Regions from separate parts of the Mus musculus genome. Here regions 1, 2 and 3 are each linked to region 4. A link is a loop called in an ENCODE intact Hi-C map of the cell type or tissue named here. Cell type or tissue: left cerebral cortex. All regions are shown on one strand. Each heading gives the region's core, and the rest is flanking DNA. Links, peaks and the distances in the headings are about the cores only.

The links. Peaks named below come from ENCODE experiments on the same cell type or tissue, not always from the same donor. Only the 100,000 strongest peaks of a DNase experiment are listed, where the experiment ranks them.
Region 1: it touches region 4 in a loop (2.1-fold over the local background); 9 of 42 quality-filtered maps call a loop at or near these places.
Region 2: a loop joins it to region 4, with 2.1 times the contacts of the local background. A loop is called at or near these places in 2 of 42 quality-filtered maps.
Region 3: a loop joins it to region 4, with 1.9 times the contacts of the local background. A loop is called at or near these places in 9 of 42 quality-filtered maps.

Annotation. Positions count from the first base shown.
Region 1 is chr14:31,023,200-31,029,263 of GRCm38, forward strand. Pbrm1 (polybromo 1) reads left to right here. Exons shown (of 33, transcript NM_001081251.1): 3 at 2,299-2,451; 4 at 4,249-4,346. The coding sequence starts at 2,314. Among named protein-coding and RNA genes, the nearest start is that of Pbrm1, 7.1 kb to the left of the region's middle. In left cerebral cortex, for the core only: a CTCF peak has its summit at 2,793 (motif pointing left); no DNase peak of the experiment used is centred there.
Region 2 is chr14:31,041,663-31,047,726 of GRCm38, forward strand. Pbrm1 (polybromo 1) reads left to right here. Exons shown (of 33, transcript NM_001081251.1): 10 at 2,962-3,047; 11 at 3,668-3,763; 12 at 4,670-4,761. Among named protein-coding and RNA genes, the nearest start is that of Pbrm1, 26 kb to the left of the region's middle. In left cerebral cortex, for the core only: no CTCF peak of the experiment used is centred there; no DNase peak of the experiment used is centred there.
Region 3 is chr14:31,016,573-31,022,636 of GRCm38, forward strand. Gnl3 (guanine nucleotide binding protein-like 3 (nucleolar)) reads right to left here and starts at 2,559. Exons shown (of 15, transcript NM_153547.6): 1 at 2,357-2,559; 2 at 1,236-1,294; 3 at 704-841; 4 at 485-595; 5 at 255-335. The coding sequence starts at 2,369. Pbrm1 (polybromo 1) reads left to right here and starts at 2,566. Exons shown (of 33, transcript NM_001081251.1): 1 at 2,566-2,721. RefSeq lists an enhancer at 3,269-3,297. In left cerebral cortex, for the core only: CTCF peaks have their summits at 1,426 (motif pointing right) and 2,555; DNase peaks (open chromatin) are centred at 1,518, 2,515 and 2,867; H3K4me3 peaks cover 2,412 bases; H3K27ac peaks cover 1,153 bases.
Region 4 is chr14:31,181,787-31,187,850 of GRCm38, forward strand. Nisch (nischarin) reads right to left here. Exons shown (of 21, transcript NM_022656.2): 9 at 5,864-5,932; 10 at 5,273-5,458; 11 at 4,973-5,101; 12 at 3,526-3,639; 13 at 3,156-3,264. Among named protein-coding and RNA genes, the nearest start is that of Stab1, 16 kb to the left of the region's middle. In left cerebral cortex, for the core only: no CTCF peak of the experiment used is centred there; a DNase peak (open chromatin) is centred at 3,053; H3K27ac peaks cover 251 bases.

The DNA of each region.
Region 1 (6,064 bases), core at 1,144-5,143, 160 kb before region 4:
ACCCTTTCCTGTTTCTGTCGTTCTTTACCTTTTCCCTTCAGCATTCTGAATTTTATAGTATTTCTTCCCATCTGAGTCCCTCCTGTGTTTATCAGAGTGTTTCCAAGGATTAGTCCTTAACTTCATTAAATTGTGGCATTGTGGCCAGTTAGCAGTCTTTTATAACAACAACAGTACCTAAGTGTTCTTGACTTAAGGTTTTAGAAGCTGTTAACCACTTTTAGTCAATTTCAAACTAATATACTTGGTAATAAACCAAAGCCTAGAGGAAGGAACATGATCACTGTGGGTTCTGTTTTAAACAGTGTGTGGACTTTATAGTTCAAAGCAAGAGACAGAAGACTCCTCTTGTTTCTTAGTTGCTCAACGGATTTTTTTGTTTGTTTGTTTTGTTCTTGCTTTCTATTTCCTGGAGATCCCCAGTTTTCTCTCTGTAATACTGGCAGCCACTGGTCTACTGTTGTTTATTTAGTGAAACTAATAAAGTCTATTGTTACTTTTAGCTTTAGGAAAGTCCTTTGAAATTACAATGCACTATTTGATACTACTGTTAAACTATATAAGCATTGTAGGACTTCCTTGGGTTTATACCCTTTAACTGTAGTAATTTATTTCTGTGGTTGCATTTCTTATAGCCAAATGCGTATATTGTAAAGTTAAAAAGTAGTTTATTTTTATTTTTTTATTTGAGGTAGTATGTAGCCCTGGCTGACCTAGATGTCAGTATGTACACCATTCTGGCCTTGAGCACACAGAGATTCCCCCTGCCTCTGCCTTTCTTGTCAAGTGCTGGGGTTAAAGGCTTGCACCACTGCACCTATCAAAGAATAGTGTCTTATAGGATTAGGAAGGTATCTCAGTGGTTAAAGTTCTTGTGCAAAAATGAGGCTCTGACTTTGGATCCCCAGCACCCACATAAAAGCCATGTGTGGGTGGTAGGGTCTGTAGCCCCTCACTGGAGGAACAGATAAGTAGGTCTCAGGCACTGACTGACTAGATATTCTCCAGGGTTAGGGGAAAGTGCTAAATGGAGACATCCAACATCAACTTATGTCCTGCACACACAGCGACAGACAGGCACACACACAGAGTTCCTTTTGTATTAATGATAGGGCTCAGTGTTGGAGCACTTTCCTATCATGTGAAAGGTACTACATTCAGCCCCTAGTACTGCAAATAACAATAAAAATGCTGAAGTCAGCAGACAAACAAAAATATCAGTCAAGCTAACAACAAGTGTTTGTGTTTCTAAATGTCTACACATTCGTTACCCAAGAACCCATGTGTATAGCATGTTCTTCCAGATCGTCTAATTCTAATAAGACTTAAAGCTATTTTCCAAAATCTGTGAGTATAGTGGACATCTCTTACTGAAAGGAAAGACTTAATAGAAGAGTTCAGTGTACAAGTTGCTATTTCTTCCCAGATAAAACAAAACTTACATTGTTTCACAGAGGTATTTTTATGAATTCTGCTTTAAGAGGATAATTCATTTTCAAGGTGTTAATTTTAGGGTACTTCTCCAGTGCTAAGAAGTTTACTGCTCCATCCCCTTTGCTTCAGATACTGCTTCTTAGTTTCATTTTCTACACTGTGGCCCACTGAGGTATTAGTTACATTCAGGAAAGCAGCTGAAGTTACTAACCCTTGGTAATGACCTTAGAGTCCCCATGTGTACCTGGGCCTCAGGGTCTTAGGGACCAGTGCTTCCAGTGCACTATTGAAGACTAGAGGACTAGAAGGATGGCTCAGTGTTTAAGTGCTGGCTGCTCTTCCAGAGAACCTGGGGCTATTGCCCAGCACCTACTTGGCAGCCTACAACCATTTGTATCTCCAGTTGCAGGAGATCTGATACATTCTTCTGATCTTCTCTAGCATCAGGCACACATGTGGTGCACAGATACTTACACAGGCAAAACACCTGTACACATAAAAAATAATACTTTTTTTAAAAAATGACTATACATGAATTAGGAAGCCACATTCCAAGATAAATCTGGAGCAAGAAATGGCTAATTTAGAATTATTGACATACAAATGTGTATACTTCTGCCAAATTTATCCTATCAGAGTTTGATGGTACAGCATTCTGATAAGTAAAAGGCTAAAAAATCATTGAGGTCTAGCACTTAAATTAACAAAAGAACTTAAAGCTAGTTCAATTCCTCTGGGGGGAAAAAAAAAAAACTCTATCAGCTATCTTAAATGAATGAGAAGTTTGGTGATATGTGCCCTGCTAAGAGTTTGTTGACATTGTTAAAGATTAAATATAAGAACTTGGCTAATTATTTCTTACAGAAGAAGTTGGATTCCATGGGTTCCAAGAGAAGAAGAGCCACCTCTCCTTCCAGCAGTGTCAGTGGAGACTTTGATGACGGGCACCATTCTGTGCCTACACCAGGCCCAAGCAGGAAAAGGAGAAGACTGTCCAATCTTCCAACTGTAGATCCTGTAAGTATCTAAGTCATGGCTTCTGCCCAATTTCCCATGGTAATCCTACTCTTCCTTCTTTGAAGCAGTTGAACATCTACATGGCCTCCCCCCCCCCCAACTGGTTTGATAGGTATATAGAAGTATATTTATAGCCTCAAGTCTTAACAGTAATGGTATCATTTAATATTTTGAAGTTAAAATATTAGTGCGTTGTGTTATATATTTGTTCAACAAAAAAATATGTGGTTAGGGGCTAGAGAGATGGCTCATCAGTTAAGAGCTTTGGCTACTCTTCCAGAAATTCTGAGTTCAATTCCCAGCAACCACGTGATGACTCACAACCATCTGTGATGGGATCTGGTGCCCTCTTCTGGCATGCAGGTGTACATGCAGATAGAACACTCCTACATTAAATAAATAAATGTTAAAAAAAGGAGGAGTGGGTGGGTATATGGTGAGCACTGAATATATATGCTGTGGCCAGTATAGAGGGGAGTGGGCAACTTGAGGGAGTCAAGTCGTCATCTTTTGCCATGTGGGTTCTAGCAACCAGCTCAGGTAAGGGTTGGCAGCAAGTTGTGAGCACTGTTCAAGTTATTGAGATATGACTATATTTGAGGCTATCTCCATTTTCACATGAAGCATAGATTCCAATAAAGTACTGGCACCTAGTAGGAAGTTCTAAGAAGAAGAGTATGTCACGTGGGAAAAGAGGAATTAGTGAGTTAGCTTAGTAGGTTAATGTGCGTGCTTGAGTGCATAGTCCTCTTGTCTTAGACTCTCAGTACTAGAATTAAAGTTGTGTTTCCCTAATGCCCAGCTTAGGTGGCTTTATTTTTATTTACGTTTCAAATGTTACCCCTTTCCCGGTTTCCCCTCTACAAGCCCCCTATCCCATACCCCTCCCCCTTAGGTGGCTTTTTAAAAATTATTTTTTAAATTTTTTTATGAGTATGAATTTTTTGCCTGTATGTAAAGGCATTGTGTTCTTGGAGACCAAAAGAGGGTGTCAGACACCCTAGACCTCAAGCTGTAGGCAGTTATGAGCTGCCATGTAGGTCCTGGAAGTCAAACTCAGGTCCTTTGAAAGAGTGGCTAGAATTCTTAACCAGGGAGATATCTCTCTAGCTCCAGCTTTCCTTTTTTATTTTTTGTAGATTTACTTACTTTATGTATGTGAATACATGACACACCAGAAGAGGGCATAGGATCCCATTACAAATGGTTGCAAGCCACCAGGTGGTTGCTGAGAATTGAACTCAGGACCTCTGGAAGAGCAGTCAGCACTCTTAACTGCTGAGCCATCTCTCCAGACCCCCAAACTTTTATTTTTTTAAGTTAGATTATTTTTAAGCAGGAGAGTTATATAAGCCAATAAGCTGATTTAGTTTAAAAGAAAGTCAGAATCAGACATGGTAATGATCTGTGATCTTAGTACCAGGAAATGAAGGTGGGGGACACAGATCTAATAAAAGTTACAAAAACTTGAGAGTATTTTCTGTTAGTTTATTTATATAATTATTTTGGTGTTTTGAGGCAGGGTCTTACTATATAGATAGCCCTCGCTGGCCTACAACTCACTCTGTAGACCAGGTTGGCCTTAAATTGGAGCTACCTCCTACTTCTGCCTCCCATACATTATTTAAAAACTATGTCCTCTCAGCATGTAGCAGACTGGGGACCCCATTGGGTACTTTGGAGGTTTTCCTTTTCTTCTCTATTTTCCTTTTCTGGAGATGTTTTTAATAAAGAATTGTTGATAGGCCTTCATTGGATGTTGTTTGGTGATTCTTTTTCTTTTCTTCCTTTGTGTAGATTGCTGTGTGCCATGAACTCTATAACACCATCCGAGACTATAAGGATGAACAGGGCAGACTCCTCTGTGAGCTGTTCATTAGGGCTCCAAAGCGGAGGTGAGGTGGGAAACTTAGATAAGTGGGAAGAATTTTTGTTTGTTTTGTTTTGTTTTGTTTTTTGAGACAGGGTTTCTCTGTGTAGCCCTGGCTGTCCTGGAATTCACTTTGTAGACCAGCCTGGCCTCGAACTCAGAAATCCGCCTGCCTCTGCCTCTCAAGCGCTGGAATCAAAGGCGTGCGCCACCACTGCCTGGCAATTGGGAAGATTTGACACGGGGTCTAAAGTTAGGGTGTTTGGTAATTATTTTTTCATAAGGAGTGGGTTAAGTCTGGGGTTCAATTTTAGTCTTTTTTTTTATTTTTAATCTTAATTTCAGTTTTATTCATCAAGATACTTATTTGCGTGTGTGTGTGTGTATGCTACATTGCGTATATGGAGTTGTTGCAGGAGTTGATTTTCATGGTTTTTAATGTATGTAGATTCAGAGATCTTTGCAAATGTATTTATTTATAAGCATATCTGTATTCCCTAGCTCTTTCCACTGACACAGCATGAAATGAGCATATACAGCACTCAGCAGAGACTGGGATGATCCTGGAGAACTCTTTGGTGTCAGGAAATAATCAAGTACATGGAAAGTGATGGGAACATGTTAGAACAACATAGAAAATAGATACTGTCAGCTGAGACTGGGGCAGGTGGATCATGATTGGGAGGCCTACCTGAGCTACATAGTAGATTCTAGGTCAGCTTGGATTATATAGTGAAGCCCTGTCTCAAAACATGAAAAATTAAAACAAAATATAGAAGTACACTAACAGAACACCCACTCGCTAGACATTGAAGCAGTTTGGTAATAACATAGGCTGTATGTGATGGCATTGAGAGGTGGGTAGATATGTGTGAATTCAAGACCAGCCTGGCCTACATAGTGAGATTCAGAACAGCCAGGATTACCTAGTTGCGACCCTGTCTCAAAAATAATAATCATTGCTATCATTATAACCTTTAACCCATTTGGTAAAGTAGTAACTCAGGAACCCATATGAAAATAAAAAATGAATAAATTGAAAGTATGGCAAGAATGGGCTTTCTGACTGTATTTCCCTGTTTAAATGAAACAGTAGAGAAACCTAGCAAACACTGCCATGATCAAATGATCAGAGGTAACCTTATCAGATTAATAAAATAAGACAGAACCATGTGTAAGCTGGTAAAATTGTGAGTATTGCCACATCATCTCTACTACACTCTGTTCTGTAAAGAACAGGGCTTTATTTTCAAAGGAAGCCAGAAGAAGCATTCCAGTTGAGTAATGCTTTACAAAATAACTAGCCTGTAATCTTCAAAAATATATGAAAATCAAGGAAAGCTGAGTAGTTATTTAGAATGAAAGAAACTAAGAAAATACAATGAAAGCAGGATTTCTGTACTCAATTTTTTTCACTGTGAAGGACAAGATTGGAATAGCTGGCAGAATATAAATAGAATAAACAGATAAGATGGTACCATAGCCAAGTTTGTCTCCTGGTTTTGAATAGTGGTCCCTTGATTGTATGAAATCAGTACTCATCCGGGCGTGGTGGCGCACCCCTTTAGTCCCAGCACTTGGGAGGCAGAGGCAGGCAGATTTCTGAGTTCGAGGCCAGGCTGGTCTACAGAGTGAGTTCCAGGACAGCACAGAGAAACCCTGTCTCAAAAAAGGAAAAAAAAGAAAAACAAGTACTCAAACATATGTCAGCGCTTAACTCAGTTGTTTTGGAAAATAAGTTTT
Region 2 (6,064 bases), core at 1,096-5,095, 140 kb before region 4:
TTGAGGCCAGCCTGGACTACAGAGTAAGTGCCAGGACAGCCAGGGCTACACAGAGAAACCCTGTCTCAACCACCACCACCCCCTTCCCAAAAATAAGGGAGAAAAAAAAAAGAATTTTATAGTTTTAGGTCTTATATTTTGATCTTGAATCTAAGTTGAATTAGTTTTTGTATATGTTAAGTAGTAATCCAAATACATTATTTTACATGGATTGTTATCCCAGCACTACTTTACAAGTTATTATTTCTTTATTGAATTGTGTTGGCATCCTTGTTGAAAATGAATTAACCATAAATACAAAGGTTTATTCCTGTATTCTTGTCTTCTGTTCATTTAAGCATTTAGCTTTTTGTAAGTATTTAGTCCTTAAACTTAGTAAATATAGAAAGCATCCTTTGAAATGTATATAATATAAAATAACTGATTCCTTTGCAGTTGTCACTTGGAAGCTTTCTAGTCTAATAATGACTAGTTGATTGTAGCAATGTCTTTGCTTAATCATTGAGAATTGAGGAAAGAGTACTCAGAAAGTCTTTTGCTAGTAAAATCATTACATTTTCTGAATGCAGGCCAAAAATACTGAAAATTGATGTTGGTACTTAATATAAACTTTTATTTGTACTTATTTGGTACTGAATTTACTTCTGTGCCATGTTTTAATTTTGTTTGGAATATCTTTGTCTTCTGTGCAGCCTCCTCTGCATAGGGGTAGTTTGGTTCTTCCCAATGAGGATCTTGTCTTCTGTGGCAGGGGAAGCTCAGGCATGGCTAGTCCACCACAGACAGTCTCTCCTCTCTGTAAATCCATCTGGGGTGCTTTGTTCACCTGCATTTGTTCAGTGTCTACAGACTCTATATCTAAACCCTTAGTTCAACATTACTCTCTTATTTTTAAGCATGTGCAGCAAAACTTAAGCACTTTTTGGGGGATTATTCATCTTGTGCCCCATTATTTGGCCTGGGCATACCTACTGGCTCCACCATCATACTGCTGGGATGGCACACATTGCTTCTTTAAAGTTACATCTTTCAGGTACTTAGTGGCTTTTCAGATATGTATATCCCCCATAGCCTGGGCAGTTTCACAGGTGTCCCCCTCCTCACCCCCAAGTGTGCTATGTAAGGGAGGTAGTATCTGTAACATTGTTTCCTTTTATTATTTTATTTTATACCTGTGTTTTGCCTGTGTGTATTTACACCATGTACCTACCATGCCTGGGGAGTCCAGAGAGGACAATGGAACCTCTGGAACTGGAGTTACACACCGATAGTTATGAGCTGCCACGTGGGTGCTGGGAATCAAACCCAGGGCCTTTGGAAGCACATCCAGTACTCTTAACTGCTAGGCTATCTCTCCAGCCCTTCATGGGTATCTCTAAAATAAACATGAAAATCTGAACCTCTTGGTTTTTATGATTTTGTAGGGCTTTCTCTGTCGAGAGCGTAGTAAGCCATGTTTACAACTTACCCATCTCAGACTGCTTTTCTTTTTTTTTGTTTGGTTTTTCGAGACAAGGTTTCTCTGTATAGCTCTGGCTGTCCTGGAACTCACTTTGTAGACCAGGCCGGCCTCGAACTCAGAAATCCACCTGCCTCTGCCTCCCAAGTGCTGGGATTAAAGGCATGCGCCACCACACCCGGCTTCAGTCTGCTTTTCTTTTGCATTTTTTAAAAAAAAAGAAATTTGGGTGAAGTTGGGTATAGTAGTGCACACCTTTAATCCCAGCACTCCAAAGGCACAAGCAGAAGGAATCTGTGACTTCAAAGCCAGTTTGGTCTACATAGAAAATTCTATGCTATCTATGCTAGAGATCCAGACCTATATAGAAAGAACCTGATGGGGGAGGGAGAAAGAGAGGGGAGAGGGATACTTGAGTGAGAATCAGTAATGAATTAGGAAGTCCTTAAAATCTTACTTTGTGAAAGGACATTTTAGTGATACATAGTACTGTTTGCTAGGATAATTTTTTAAAAATTATTCAAATTATTTTCCGTGAATTAAGCTGTTTTTATATATTCATTTATTTTTTATGAAGCAAAGTTGGAGTTTATTGAGAATAAAGTTTTAATATTACAGGGATAATTGCAAAGATATATGGTAGAGAAAGGAGAGTAAGTACCCAAGAACATGGGTCTGTGCTTCTCAACAGAGAGTCAACCTGAACTAAGTCTTAAAGCAAAGGAAACTTTGGATCTAATGTGATAAGTTGCTATTAATTTAAGCAAGTACACTTGTGTGCATTTTTTTGCATTTTTGAAAAGGTAATTTATAAGATACATTAATCGCTTCTTTAAAAGACCTAGTTATAGAATCATTACATAGTACAGGTATTTAGGATGGAACCTTCTTAACAATTGTTTTATAGATCAGACAGAGAGAGAGATGATAGATATAGATAGATACATACATACATACATACATACATACATACATACAGATAGATAAGAGTAGAGACAGATTTAAAATTGAAGAATTACATCTTTATTTGCATTTTTAGATAATTTTATACAAATAGAATTCATTATATTTTGTTATTAAATCTAGTGTGCCCCTTAATTGCTAAATTATAAAAGAACCAGCAGCCTTTTAAACTTGTACTTAACTAGCGATAACTTTTGAAGATAATTTAGAAGTTTCTGGGAAGGTATTTAGGGATGCAGGTTTACAGCTAGTGAATAGAAATCGGTGCCAAATGAAAGAATAACATGAAAGCCAGCATGGGTCAGGATAGTGTTCACTCTTATCCTGCACCAGTTTGTTTGTTTGCTTGTTTATCCTTTGTTTGTTTATTCATTTTGGGTGCGTGAAGACCTAAATATATGGCGGTAAGAGGACAATGTCTCTGTCTACCATATGGGCTTTAGTGATGGAACTCGGGTCATCAGACTTGGGGAGAAGTGCTTCTACCCACTGAGCCATCTACTGAGTCTTTTCTAAGCAAAGTCATTTTATCTTGCTAGGATGCCAATTCGATTAAAAAAATATTTTATATGAAAAAGGCAGAAATTGAACATCATGAAATGACTAAATCAAGTCTTCGAATAAGGTAAGTTTAAGATATCTTAAGAGCCTTGTGCCTGTTTGCTGAACTTTTAGCTAGTAAAATTAATACAGTAGAAAGTAAGATTAATTTATAGTTGATATATGATTCTGAAAACAGCAAAAGAAGTGTTTTTAGCTGTTTCATTGTAGCTGAAGAAAGTTATTTGAAAAGATGATGGACATAAATATTGTATATTATATATAATACTATGTATTTATATTTGTAATAGGACATTTAGTCAGAAGATCTCAAGTGTCATTCTGGCTTTTCTTTCATTAGGACTGTCTTTGAACAGGTCTTAGTTCTGGGATTCCATTTCCTGTTAAATGAAATGGGAACATTGAGTGCTTTCACAGCTTTCTTCCAGCTCTTGTGTTTGTTTCAATACGGTGTCTTCTGACTTTGTAGTAAACATAGTGCATGAAGATTAGTCCTGCCCATTTCTTTAGTGTCCCAGATCTTGACACAGAACTTGCTGCATAATAGAAGCTCAGAAATAGTTTATTACTCCTCTTAACAGAATATAGTTGTTTCCTTTTTTTTCCCCCCAACATTCTGATTTTTAGTTATTCAGTCCATAAGGTTTTTTTTTATTTTATTTTATTTATTTTATCTTTGGATAGGACTGCATCAAATTTGGCTGCAGCCAGGCTGACAGGTCCTTCGCACAATAAAAGCAGCCTTGGTGAAGAAAGAAACCCCACTAGCAAGTATTACCGGTGAGAGTCAGAGGGTGTAGTCTGAAAGCTGATTCATGCTTATGACAATAGGCATGTTAGCCAGAGGCGATCTTAAAGTATTATCTTTAGGTTTTAAGGAGGATGTGCCAAGTACTTAAAAAGATTGAGGCAAGAGCTGAGCATAGTGATGTATACCCGTAATTCCAGCAGTTGAAAAACTGAGGCAGGAAGATTGTCAGTTCAAGGCCAGTCTGGGTTATATAGCAAAATCCTGTCAAAAAGTAACCACACGTAAGTTAAGGTTCTATGGTAGACCTTTCCTCACCTCACAGATAGCACTTAAGCATTATTAAGTAGTGTTTAACGTTACAAATAAGATGTGGTATTTTTATAATAGAACCTGTTACTGAAAATTCGAGTGTTTTAGACGACAATAATGAAACCCTTACTTTACATAAAATATGGAGTAGTGTACCTCATTTAAGTGAAAAACAAATTGTAGTAGTCTACTCTATCTCTCTGCTACCATTTTCTCCTTTTTAAGGTTTTATGTATATGAGTGTTTTGCCTGCATGTATGTCTGTGCACTATGTGAGTACAGTGCCTGTGGAGGCCAGATATGACTTCAGTGTCATATCTATTGACACTGAAGTTACAGATAACTGTGAGCTGCCCTTTGGGTGCTAAGAATCACACTCAGTCTCTCTGGATGGGCAGTCAGTGTTCTTAACTGCTGAGCCATCGCTTCAGCCTCAACTTTTCTTTTTTGAGAAGAACAAAAATCTCACTTTTCTTTGCTAAGACTATGAGGAGTATTATATATTAAGGAGGCAGTTAATAGGAATTATTTTTCCTTGTATTAGCACATTTTAACTGTTCCTATGTCATTAAGGTATGCAAATCATAACAGTGTTCTGTTTTCTAATTGCTTGTTTTTCTTTATAGTAATAAAAGAGCAGTCCAAGGGGGTCGCTTGTCAGCAATTACCATGGCACTTCAGTATGGATCAGAGAGTGAAGAGGACGCTGCTTTAGCTGGTAGGCATTTTTAGATTGAGGTCCTTCTGGCTGAGGGAAATTGCACCAACTTTGGTCTTGGAGTTGGTTAGTTTTTTTAAGAAATGTTATTTTGTTGCATTGATGCAATCTTGGGTAAATAAATTGTCAAAGGCAAATTGTTCTCTGTTAATGAACATAATTGGATAAACAGAAAATGCGAACATAAAAGAGTAGATAAAGATATATATCAGGTAAGAGGCTAGAGAAACTGCTCAACCATGATAGGGGTTCAGTTTCCACCATCTACATGGCACCTAACAACCCTTTGTAACTCGAGTTCCAAGAGACCTGGCACCCTTTCCTGGCTTCTGTAGGCACTGCATGCATATGCTGTACAGGCACAAGCACTCACATAAAATAAAAAGAACTTTATTTTTTTTAAACAATGTATCAGGCGAATAATAACCAAGAAGAAATAAATCACCAAAGAGTAAAGACTAGCTGTAGCTATATTGACTTCTGATAAAGTTAGCTCTCACGTACAGATAGTGACAGATAACATTAGGTCACAGTGATAAAGGTTTGTTTCCTTGCAAAGGTGTAATATAAGAGCTCCAAGTATGAAAAACAACAACAAAACATATGGATCTTTGTGTGAAACTTGAAAATACTGTCTTTGGAAGTTAAAGGGCCCCTCTCACAGTCACTAAATGAGCAGATGGTAGCTGTGGATTCATTAACTATGGCACTAGCAGTGTACTAGGCATTGAACCCAGGGCTACATTCATCCTAGACTAAGCGCCAACACTGAGCAGCATCCCCAGCCCTTGTACAGACTTCTTTGTATTACTTTGCTTCCTATTGTTGAAGCAAGTTACCATATTTTTACTGATTTAGAGCAACATTATTTTATTTTCTTGTAGTTGTGGAGCTCGGGTATCTAAAGTCAAGGTGGTGAGTAGGCCACTAAGATATAGGAAAATCCATTCCTCCATTTCTCTGGCTTCTAGAGGCCTCCTGTATGTCCTTTGGTTCATAGTCCCTTCTTCCAAGTTCACAATGTAGCCTTGGTATTTATTATCCGTTCTTCCTGACTCTTTGGTTGTAGTGTGCTTGTCATTCTTTTTCTTTTTTAAAAAGATTTATTTGTTTAATGTATATGAGTACACTGTAGCTGTCTTCAGACACACCAGAAGAAGGCATCGCATTCCATTACATTAGTGAGGCACCATGTGGTTACTGGGAATTGAACTCAGGACCTCTGGAAAAGCAGTCAGTGCTCTTTAATCACTGAACCATCTCTCCAGCCCCACGTCCTTTTCATTATTTTTAAGAGCCGACT
Region 3 (6,064 bases), core at 994-4,993, 170 kb before region 4:
TAAGTCTGGACATATAATCTACCCAATTGAGTCCTTAGGTTAACAGGCCTTTTTAGAAGGCAGGTAGGTGAGCTTGGGAAATGCATGCCTGAAATGGGGAGCTCTAGCAAGCAAGCACATTGGGAATCCACTGCCCACCCTTTAGACTCTGACTTCAACAGCGTTCTAAGAATTCCCTCTTTACAAAGCAGCTGTCAAGGACTAAGTTTTCAAAAATCTTAGATCATTTTTGACACTAACCTATACTAAGGTACCTTTTTAAGTTCCTGGCAATGTAACTTCTTTGGATTCTGTTTGCCTGCTTTGGCTTTCTTTCTTTTGGGCTCGTCAGATTCCTAAAAGGAAGAAAAATTAGAAACAGCAGTTGTTACCAGTATATCAACATTTCCCACAGATCACTACAGGCAATATATTTTAAATGGATGAGAAAGCCTACGTTTTGTTACTCCCAAGGAACGCAAGTTTTAAGGAAAGATAACCTTACCTCCCTAGTTTCCACATTAGACTGCTCATCACCAGGGCTAACTTCAAGTTTTCTTTTCCTTTCTTGCTCTTTTTGCCTATCAAGTTTCTGCTGCTGTTTTAGTTCTTCAAGCTGTGTCAGAGACGTGAAAGAGAGGAATGAGCGAGTGACTGGTGGCAGTGTATTGCTTTGGAAACCACATATATCATTCTACTGGAGCTTTCAGCCAGCAAAAATTACCTGCTGTTTCCTTAGTTCAGCTTCACGAAGAAGAGCCTCTTTAAAGGGAGCACTATTTGGAACACCTGGGTCCTTCCTAGGCTTCTTGTGACCCCGTTTTTTAGCTTCCTTCCTTAATTTTCGATGATGTTCTCGGACCTATTAAAAACAGCTCTATGAGGTCGGAAGGCACTTGCCTTGGTTCAATCCTCAGTATTAATACAAAAGAAACAACTCGCCCTACAAAAATACATAAGCACTGAGAACTTAGGGAACAAGCCAGCCTATCCGCAATTTATAATGGATGTGAAGCACCCTAGAAAAGCAGAACTTCAACTGGAACTATACAGGGAATTAACATGTACACAAAAAACAGAAAAGTGTTGCAGCTCTCTGTAAAGATGCCAGTGTGCTAGCTTGAGGCTTTCGTTTACCCTGTACTTTCCCACAGCTGCAGTCTGTCCAATCCTATACCATGACAAGAGCCTTCCCCACAGAGATGAAGAAAGCCATGTTAGCACCCCACTTGCTATGGGCCTCACAGAACACTTACCTTTTTTTGAATTTTATATCGCTTATGGCAGGTCATACGTTTACTCGCTTTCTTTAACTCTGCCAAAACAAAGAAAGAGAAAGACTGCACACATGAGCAGTGAGTGTTTTAAATTTCTCACATCACCTATATGGATGTTTTGCCCTCTCTTGTCAGCAGACCAACCACGTGCATGTAGTGTTCTTGCAAAGGAAGCCACAAGAGGGCTTCATCACTTGTCCTTCTACAGACAGCATGGAGCTGCCACGTGGGCTGGGACAACCCTGGGTCTTCACTCCATACCCAAAATGTTTCATTTACTTATTTTGTGTGTAGGTCTGAAAGCAATTTCCAGGAGTCAGTTCTACCTATCATATGAGTTTGAACTCTTGACAGTAAGGCTTAGTGGCAAGTGTTTATAGCCATATTCCTGGCCCTCAAGAGATTGTTTTATCAGGCCATGGGGGCCTACAACAATAAGGCTATCCCGGGCAACATAGATCTTGCCTCAACCGTCCCTGCAAAGTTATGCAGGGTATTTAATGGAAATCACACCACAACGCCAGTCAATTCGACTCGGTGGACCCACAATGGAAGCAGCTTCTAGAGGAAAGCACTACAAATATCAAGGTTTCTTTCTTTATTTTTATTTTTTCGAGACAGGGTTTCTCTGTGTAGCCCTGGCTGTCCTGGTAGACCAGGCTGGCCTCGATCTCAGAAATTCGCCTGCCTCTGCCTCCCAAGTGCTGGGATTAAAGGCGTGCGCCAACACGGCCAGGCTCTTTTTTTAATTTTTAAGCCATGGTTTCAGTATACAGCCCAGGCTGGCTGCAAACTTTCTATCTTACTGCGTCATCCTTCGTGTACATGATTAGGGCGCGTGCCACCAAGGCCGAAAGACCATGGTTCTGAATAGTTCTAGGAAAACGGCAGGCTCGAAAAGAGGCTCAAACACGTTAATCACAGAAATCTGGCTCGGTTTTCCTCTCAAGGGCTTAGCTCTCCTGCTATACAACAGGCCAAATTTGGGTCTGGGCCTTCTAAGCATCAGATCTACGCGGAACTCATCAATGGCCTATGGAGAGTCCTCTCCCTCCAGCCACAAAGCACCACCCGCGCGTTTCGCTCCCGACCCCACTCACTAGGCCTCTTCATCCTGGCCGCGGACGCTTCAGGAGCAGAGGAGGTCTCGGGATCACCACGACTTCTCGGGCGCCACGTGCGAACTGGAACTGCGGTTCAACGTCACGCGCTCCAGGACCTGCCGGAAAGTGTGTCGGGGCCGGGCCGAGTGCGCGCGCACACACATACACTGTCGCGCCGAGCCGGGCTCGCCTGGCGGCCACAGGTTGGATTTACGGCAGCACTGGGAGGGGTGAGGGCGGTGAGGGCGGCGGGTGCCGGAGAGACGGCCGCGGCCAGAGGAGCGCTAGCAGCCGTGGCGGCCACGGGGCGGGGCTCGGCGGTCGGGGACCGCAGCCGGGGCTGCAGGCGGCGGAGCGGCGGGGTAAGGCCGGGCCCGGGGCGGGCGGGGCCGCCCCTCCTCGGCCGGCTGCCGGGCCTTTGTGTCGGCCCGGGCGGGCGGGCGGGCGGGCGGGAGTCGCGGCGGAGGCCCCGCCCCGTGGTGCGGACGCGCTGGTCGGGCAGGGCGCGGGGCGGGGCGCGGCACGGCACGGCGGCGGGGCCTCGGGACAGGGCCCAGCAGCCCGGCCGCACCTGCCGCCGGGACAAAGGCAGAGCAGGGCCCGGAAACTCCCTTCGCTGCTCTTTCCCGCCCGTCGCGGGCCGCCTTCAAAGCTGTCAACGTTTCCTTTAGCCCCAGAACCAGTGACAGGTCGGGCGAACTCTTCTTTTCCTCCGCCTCTCAAGGCCTCTTTTTTTTTTTTTTTTTTTTTTTTTTTTTTTTTTTTTTTTTGGTTTCTTGTGCGTTCGGCAAAAAACTCCCTATTGAGTTTTTGTTTTTGTTTTTTTCTTTCCCAATGATCGCCCAAACGGAATATTTTTTTGTTTTTGTCAGAGAGACTTACTTATTTACAGGCTAGGTACTTAAGCTTCTCATTTGTACCGTCACGACGAGTTGAGTTTTTGTAAACTGTATTTTCTGGTTTTAAAAGTATTTTCCGTTTCAAAATTTTGTTTTCTGAAGAAGTGAGTCTTATTTTAAGAAAATTTGATATCAAAGGGGGGACAAAAATATAAAATTCCTGGAAAACAAATGACAAATACACAATAGACCGGATGTAGGAATTCGAGGACTAACTATAGAAGCGTATGGTGGAATATGCTATCTTAATCCAAACTTTTCAAAACTTACTGTAGGAGCCAGGCACAGTAGAAAACACCTGTTCTAGCTCTTGAGTTGGGAGTATCGCAAGTTCCAGTGTACTTGGGTTACATAGTGAGACCTGCCATTAAAACAAAAAAGTGGTTATACGTTTCTTTCTTAACCCATTTGGTAGTAGGCTTTTCCCCCCAAAGTAATTCAGAAGCATATTGGATTCCAGATGTTGAGGAACATAGCTTTTGCTTTAGTAGTTTTTAAGATCCAAAATGAAAGATTGGAAAGTATCCTCGTTTATCTTTGAAGTGGCCTTACTTTGCTGCTAGATTTACCTCAGACTTCTGGATCACCCGCCTCAGTCTCCTGAATGCTGGGTTTACAGGCGTGTGCCACTGCTGGAGGGTGGGGGAAGTGAGGATAGTAACTGCTGAAGACATGTTTGGGATTAAAACAGTAACACCTGTATGTGCAGATGCACCTTAGAGTGTGAAACGTAGCTCAAGTACTAGTGCATTCCCCAAATCCCCATGCTATAGACCCGTCTAGTAGACTGTTAGGAAGACATCAGACATCATGAAAGAGAGTGCTGACTTGGTTACCTCTTCATTTTTATATCACTCCATTTATGGGAAAGATAGTTGGGTTGAACTGTAGTTGAGTTGGTAGAGAATCTGGTATATTTGTGAAGCACTGGGTTCAGGTCCGTATACTACATAAACTGGACATGGTGGTACATGCTATCCCAGCATTTAGCATGTGGAGGCAGGAGGCTCAGAAATTCAAGCCCTGAGTTCAAGACTAATATGGTATGGATGAGACCCTGTTGCAAAAAGAAAAGGAGAGAAAACAACAACAACAAAAGATAACATAAGGAGTAGGTAAATATTAAAGGCTCTGAGTGGCAGTGGTGAAGGTGGTTTTCCTGTGAGAAGTAGGATGGTAATTGCCTACTTATTACCACAATTTTTGTTTTAAGTATTTGTTACAATGCTGAATATTACTAAAAAACACAGAATACTAAAAGTATGTTGTCAGGTATTTGGCTATACTAGGTACTTACACAGTTCCATATTTTTTTTTTAATATTTATTTTATGTATATGAGTATACCATAGCTGTCTTCAGACACACCAGAAGAGGGCATCAGTTCCCATTACAGATGGTTGTGAGCCACCATGTGGTTGCTGGAAATTGAACTCAGGACCTCTGGAAGAGCAGTTAGTGCTCTTAACTGCTGAGCCATCTCTCCAGCCCCCACAGTTCCATATTCTTAAGTACTCTTTAAAAGACTTACTTGGTATATGTATGCCTGTGTCTGTAGAGGCTAGAGATCCATGGCATTGTTTTTCTATTGTTTGTTTTTTTTTAATTTATATTAAGATCTATTCATTTTTATCTTATGTGTGTGGATGTTTTGTCTCCATGTATGGCTGTGCCTCAAGAAATCAGAAGAGGGTCCCCTGGAACTGGAGTTACAGATGGTTATGGCTGCCATGTGGGTGCTAGAAATCTAATTCAAGCCCTATAGAAGAGTAGCCAGTGCTCTTGACCTCTGAGCCATCTCTCCAGGGCTACCTTATTTTTGAAGACAAATTCTCTCATTATATACCTGGAGTTTGCTGGGGTTTGACTAGGCTGATCGCCAGCAAACCCCAGTGATCTTAATGTCTTTACACCTCCTCTGTACCTTCAGTGATGGGGTCAGAGGGCCACACAGTTGTGCCTAGCTTTTGTTGTGGGTCCTGGGGATCTGAACTCAGGCCCTCATGCTTGCATGGCAAGTACTTTGATTTTCCTCTTCCCAGACTTCTGAAGTATTTATTGTGCACTGGGAGTATCCAGATTCATTGTCAGACACTTGCATTTTTTACTGTAAATAAGGCCATCCTAACATCTGAAATTAAACCCCAGAATCATTTGTTTTCTGCTTATGGATAAAGAAATAATGAAGTAGTACTTAGAGACTGTTTTTAAATTATGCAAAATTTTGTTTTTCTGCCTCCCAAGTGCTGGGATTAAAGGCATGTACACCACGCTCGGCCTGTTTCCACTTTCTTAATGGTAGTATTCCATGTGTGTACCACCATGCCCAGTTCCACGTGGTGCTGGGATTGAACCTGGGGCCTTCCAATCTGCTAGGCAACCACTCTTCCAACTTAGCTATTGCTAGCCCTTGTTTGCATTTGAAGATAAAGAAACTGATCTGAGTTGTAGTTTGGCTAGCATCATACAGATAACTAGAGTGGAAGGTCTGACTCCTAAGTGTGGATCGATTATTTCACATTACAAGTTAAAAGGTATATACTTCGGATAAGAAAATATTTTTTAAAATCCCTCTCTTGTATCTTTTATCTTTTGAAAGTGTATTAAAGATTAAGGGGTCTGGGTTGTTGTGTCATCTAAAATTACAATATATTCAAAACTAATAATTTACATTTTTTTGTCATTTGTTTTCCAGTGCGTTATAAAAAGCAGTTATTTTGAATTGCCAAGATAATTGAAGACTTTTTAAAGCCCTGTTAAAACTTAAATGCTGTGTCTTTCCAGTGCAGATAGAGCTTTTGGAAAGA
Region 4 (6,064 bases), core at 880-4,879:
ACTGCCTACTTTCCTTAAAATGCACTGGTTATTTACGCTACACTAAGGGATTTTATGAATAGCCCGTCTGGAGCCATTACTGCATTCCAGTTTGCCACTGGTTAAAGGGGAAGCTCTTCCCCAACCCCAACCCCTGACTTTAAAAACAACAACAAACAGCAAAAACAACAACCAACGCGTTTCAAATTGCTGCTAGCTGGTCTAGAAGAGCCATCCCTCCACAGACTGGCTTTGTTACTCAACAGCCACCATGGCCCAATTAAATGACTGTACTCCCAAGAGCCCCCCAGATATCCCATTCAGCTGGACTGCTACCTACAACAGGACAACTCCCAAGGTGCAGGTTCTCTGCTCAAGCCCAGATACCCCACGAAGCGGCAGAGGCTGCGGGGCAGGAAGGCGGTAAGCACAGACATGCATGAAGCGTCCCAGGCTCTGCGGATGTCACTCGCCCTTGCTGCTGAAATGTCTTAACCCAACCCAGCTTTCAAGATTCATCTTTGATACCACTCTGCTGCAGTCCTAAAAGTATTCCCAAACTGTTCTACCTCGTTCTTCCATAGGCACAAAGCCTTATGTCCCCAAGTAGCTCCATGTTCTTGGAGGGACTGTCCTGAAACCCCAACTCAGGCTACAGGAAGCAGCCCCTACCGACTAATCCTGCTTAGCCTCGGCAGTGCCAAGCGCTTCCCCACCATCAGCTCACGCGCACCTCTCGTTATTTACCACATTTCATCAAATCTAAGGTGTGTGGATAAGGTGCCATCCTGGTCATAGCCGATGTCCACAGAAGGTATTCCCACGGCTCCATCACGATTACCAGCTGGCTGACAGCAACTAGGGGACGCCACTGACTGAAAGACGCATCTCAATTTCAGAGAAGTCACAGGGTGGAATGTGTGCATCTTAGAATCGATGAAGTTAGGATGTATCCACTCTGTGGTTGAGAAAACAGCTTCCAAGAGGCTACAAGTTGCTTAGGATCTCAGGGCCAGGAACTCAGCTGCCTGTGTCTAATCACGTCTACAGCACAGCCTTCTCTCAGCCCCCAGACAGGGCTGGGCAATGAACTTTGGCACTTTGGACACTGACCCTGTCAATCTTCCACTGCTCTCACAGCTGAGATGACCAGAGGACTGGGGTTCCCCAGCAGCACCCACCTCAGGCAGGCCTTGAGTGGCCAGGGTAGGTGAGTAACACTGTTCTCACACAGAAAAATCCCTGTGCACCCAGGCCAGCTCCAGTAACACATGGCCAAACACACATACATGTGGGTGCCTCACATTTGTGAGGGAAGAAAAAAAAATCAGTATTTTCTTGCCACTACCCCCATCCCCCACCCCCAGCCTTGTTTGGGCATGAGGAAATGCAGACAGGACAATCTGTCCACTTCCTTCCTGGACCATGGCCTGTACAAACAAGTGGTTAGAAAGGGCCACTCAGCAGATGGGATAGGGGACACCAGGAGTCCTCAGACAGGGGTCTGACCTTTGTCATTTCTCGCCCAAAGGAAAAAGATGTGCACACACAGACATCCACTGTAGTTTTATTTACAAGAGGTGTAGATATGGGACAACATCTCTCAGTGCCCAATGACTTGGGGGCAGGGGAAGGGCAGACTACAAAGCACCCAGGGGTAAAAGGGCAGCAAGGAAGGGGTAGATGAGGCTTGCCCCAGGCTGCTGCAGAGACTTCAATACCACAAGGTACAGTGGCTGCTGGCAGCTGTGGCCTGGAGGAGACACCCATTCCTCCTGCCTAGCCAGGACCTGCTCTTGGCCAACTTGCTCTTCACTTGCTTGTTCATGCATGCACACAGCACCCATGCATCCATGCATGCACACAGCACCCATGCACTCACACACACACACACACGCACTGATTTAACAAATGGTAGAACAGGCTTCGTCCTGGACCGACTGCCCTGTCCCCAGAAGTCTATGGCTGCATGCTTTCTATGTGGTATCAATACTGTGGGGAGCTGAAGAGAGGTCAGGGAAACTTCCTCACAGACTCAAACTTTCTTCCTCTTTTATGGAAAAAAAAAAATCAAAACTTTCGTCAAAAGTTTGACAAAGCTAATGGGTAAATGTGCTGTCACCTAGCTCTACCGTTCTGCTTTCATGATTTCTCTTCTGTACATCACAGCTGTGACTTCAGGCTGTGGTGCTCTGGGCTTTTGCCGCAACATAAGCCAAGCGCTGTGTTTTTTGCAGCTCAGTCCTCTCTCCCTCACAGGACTGTTGTAGAGGGTTCTGGGACGTAGCTGCCTTTCACTGCCCTTCTGGTGTGCATACCACAGTTTGGTGCTGCTAGTGGGGAGAACTTCCCTTTCCTCAGTATCTTAGCCCTCTCTAGAGAAGTTTCCTCCAGTGGGGTCACCAGATTAAGGAGTAGAAATATATTTCTGGCTCTTAAAACCTAGGGCCAAACTAGTTTCCCAAGACCTCACACCAAGTTCTGCGTCTCCAGGAGCCTGGGCGGGTGGCGTTCTTTCCTGTGTCCCGAGCCTCAGCTCCACTTGGGACGGCATACCTGCCCCTCTTCCGTCGGGGCCAGGCCGGCAGCCACGCTCATGCCACCTGGTTCACTCACTCATCTCCGAGGATGCCTGGGTTCAGAGGTGAAAGCCCTTTGAAAATTCTCGCAGACAATGGGCAGGTGAAAAGGACTGTTCGTCCACAGGTCCATGGGGACAGGCAGCCCACCTTGGTCCCATAAATGCAGTACTTTGGGGTTTGGCCATACCTGAGTGCCACAGAGGCATCACAACACTAAAGCTCTGTATACAGGGGTCAAGGGCTCTAAATAAGGCCTGTCTTTCTAGAAGCTGACCTGCCCATGATGGCCACAGGGGAATAGATCCCTCTGAGTCAACAGCTGAGTCTGCTTAGTTCTCTCCAACACCCGATATCCTATAGGAACTGACGTGACATAAGGGACGGGGGTCCTCACTAAGCAAACAACGGTGCTGAAATCAGGCCAGGCACCTCCCTGCCACGTGCCACCCAAGGAGCCAGCCTGCAAAAAGTGCCACCCTCCCCGTGCCTGAGCCTGCAGGAAGCAGGTGCCAGCATTTCTCTCACTCACAGCCCTGCCTACGATCCAGGCAGAGCTGAGCAACTCCACTGGGAGCAAGACCTGCTTGTGATTACCTTGGTTGGAGAGGATCGGCTGAGGCAGGGAGGCTGAGGCGGGAGCTGCAGGAGGGGAGCCGCCGGGTCTGATGCAGGGTGCAGGCGGGAGCCGGAAGTCCTCACCAGCCTGAGGAAGAGTATGGAGTTAGCCCAGGAGGGGAAAGAGCGGGAAGAACAGACCCGCCTCAGCCAGGGATGCCCAGGAAGAGCTCACCGGTCTCACATAGAAAGCACCATTATTACTACACCATAGCACTCCCAGTCTAAGGTTCCACAGGCAGGGGTAGGGCCGGGCACGGGCACTAATGCTCAGAGATCCCCGAGGGATCCCATGGCTCAGTTTCCCCAAGAAAAGCGCCATCCTTAGCTGAATCCTTAAAATTCTCACCTTCTTTTCTGTGTTGCTCAGTTTGGACTTGACATCTTTGGCTTTCTGAATTGCCTTCAGCACTTCCACAGTGTCCAGCTCTTTCTCTGTGGTTGCGACATCATCTAGACAAATCTATAGAGTCCAGAAAGTAGCTTACAGTATGGAGAAGGCAGGAGTCCCATTCTGGGTAAGCAGGGAGAGCTGTAGGCTGGCATGCAGGCAGAATGGCCACATGAAGGACACCCCAAAGCACAAGACAGGTACAGACACTATGGAGCTGGGAAGGCTTTCCAGCTCTGGAGTCACAAAAGGAAAAACAGCTTTTTGTCGTCTCCCCTCCCCCCATCTCCTGCTTTCTCTTTTTCCCTCCTTTTTCTTTTCTTTCTTTCTTTCTTTCTTTCTTTCTTTCTTTCTTTCTTTCTTTCTTTCATTCATTCATTCATTCATTCGAGATAGGGTCTCACTTTGTCAGCAGGCTGGCCTTGAACTCATGGGCAACCCTCTTGCCTCGGACCCTGAGTTCCTGAATTACAGGTATAAGCAATCATCTCCAGCAAGAGATGCCATCTTATAATAACTGTCTAGGGACAATGTGGACAAAATGACACCTGGTGGGGACAGAGAAGTCTGGAGAGAGAGGCAAACAGACTCTTGGTGTCTTCTGGCCTGGGATCTGAAGAAAATGGGTTCTAAGGACTGTGAGAGAATGGGAATGGAAACGAGGCCCACTGGAGGCTGAGGGGAAGGAGCACACCTGGGTAAGGACCTACTTGGTTAGCATGGTGGCGCCTGTCCAGTCAGAGCCAGTAGGAGCAGACAGACTGGACTGATCCAGTAAAGAAAAAAAAAATCTCAAGACTTGTAGTCATGCACCAGTGACCAGTGTAGTCAGGACCCAAGCAACTGATAATTTTAGGCATCTCACATAAATTAAATAAAAAGCCTACATATAATTTTAGACATCTTAGTCTAGGCCCCTTACCTAAAATATCCAATGTAATTTTTATCATTGTTTTATCTGTTGTTTTTTGACATAGGATTTCTCTGTGTAGCCCTACCTGTCCTAGAACTTGCTCTGTAGATTAGACTGGCCTTGAACTCACAGAGATCTGCTTGTCTCTGCCTCCTGAGTTCTGAGATTAAAGGTGTGAACCACCACTGCTCAGCTTCCAATGTAGTTTTTAAAAGTTGGAAACAATCTTTCTGTGCCCATGTGTTCCTGAAACCCTCCAAGCTTGAAGTCCTGGCACCCATGAAGCCTGCCAGGGAATAAAGAGCGCCAGGAGAGAGGTGGGGTCTGCAGGGGTACTCCCACGGGGAGCAGGGGACTGCAGCCCTGAAGAGCAGACGTCCCTCAGAAGAAGACAAGGACAGAGTGGACAGCCTTACCTCGATCTGCCTTTGCAGACAGACTGGGTTTTCCTTGCCAGTCTCTCTGGGCTCTGCTACTGCTTCTGGGGCTTACCTCAGAGGCTCGTTCTCCAAACTGGGAAAGCACCTTGGTCCGGTAGTCAGGGATGATGCTCAAAGGGTTGTTCAGCAAGGTCAAACGCTCCAGACATGGCAGGCTGCCAATGCTCTTGACCTCATCCAACTGCAAGACATGAGTGCCATTTGGCCCTGCCTTCTAACACCTCAGCAACAGACTACACATTTAATGGCTGCTTTTGAGTGAACACAATTCTACTAGTTTTCTTTTCTTTAAAATAATAAACAACAAGGTCTAGCAACCCTAGATCCTGAGGCCCTCAGGATTGGGGCTTACCTGCTCAATCCGGTTGTCTCGTAGGTCCACATTAACCAAGGAGTAGAGTTTGTGCAGACCGCTCAGACTCTCTAAGAAGTTGCCTGCCAGGTTTAGGGTTTTGACATTGCCCAGTTTAGTGTGCACGCCTTCCAGGGAGGAGAGCTTGTTGTAGGACAGGTCAAGGTGCACGAGGTTGTATAGGTGCTGTAGCAGCAGGAGAAACAGGGTGGCAGCAGAGGTTAGTCCTCCAGGGAGGTCACTGTGCCCTTTAGAGCAGTTAGAGACCAGTCTATGAGGCAGCTCTGTAAGTGCTCTGACAAGGCTGAGAAAGGAAGGCCCTCTTCCCTCTTTCCCATGATATAACCTGCTGGCATCCCCTGCAGACAGGTTAGGGGTGAGCACTGAAGATCTGCCTTTCTGTCATCATCACGCTCGGTTTGCATGCACTCAGCTTTACTGACACTTGGGGGCTAGAGCAGCAGTCAATGCATCCTTGGAAGCCCATGCTCACCACGCTCTAGTGGCTCACCACCCCCAGGGGCACAGTGCTTCTCCAGCCTCTGGGCCCACCTAGAGAGCAAGTCCTGGAGAGCTGTGGGCAGACATTACCTGCAGGTTATCCACAACTCGCAGTCCATTGTGACTCAGGTCCAGGTACTCTATCTTTGGGATCAGTTTCTTATGAAAGAAAAGAATGTTTATCATTAATCAAGGAGGCTGGCCCAGACACAGTTCACGTACGTGGTGGCTGAACATGCATTTCCAGCCGGCACACTTTCTCCCTGACCCCTCCCACTGTCCCATCAGCAG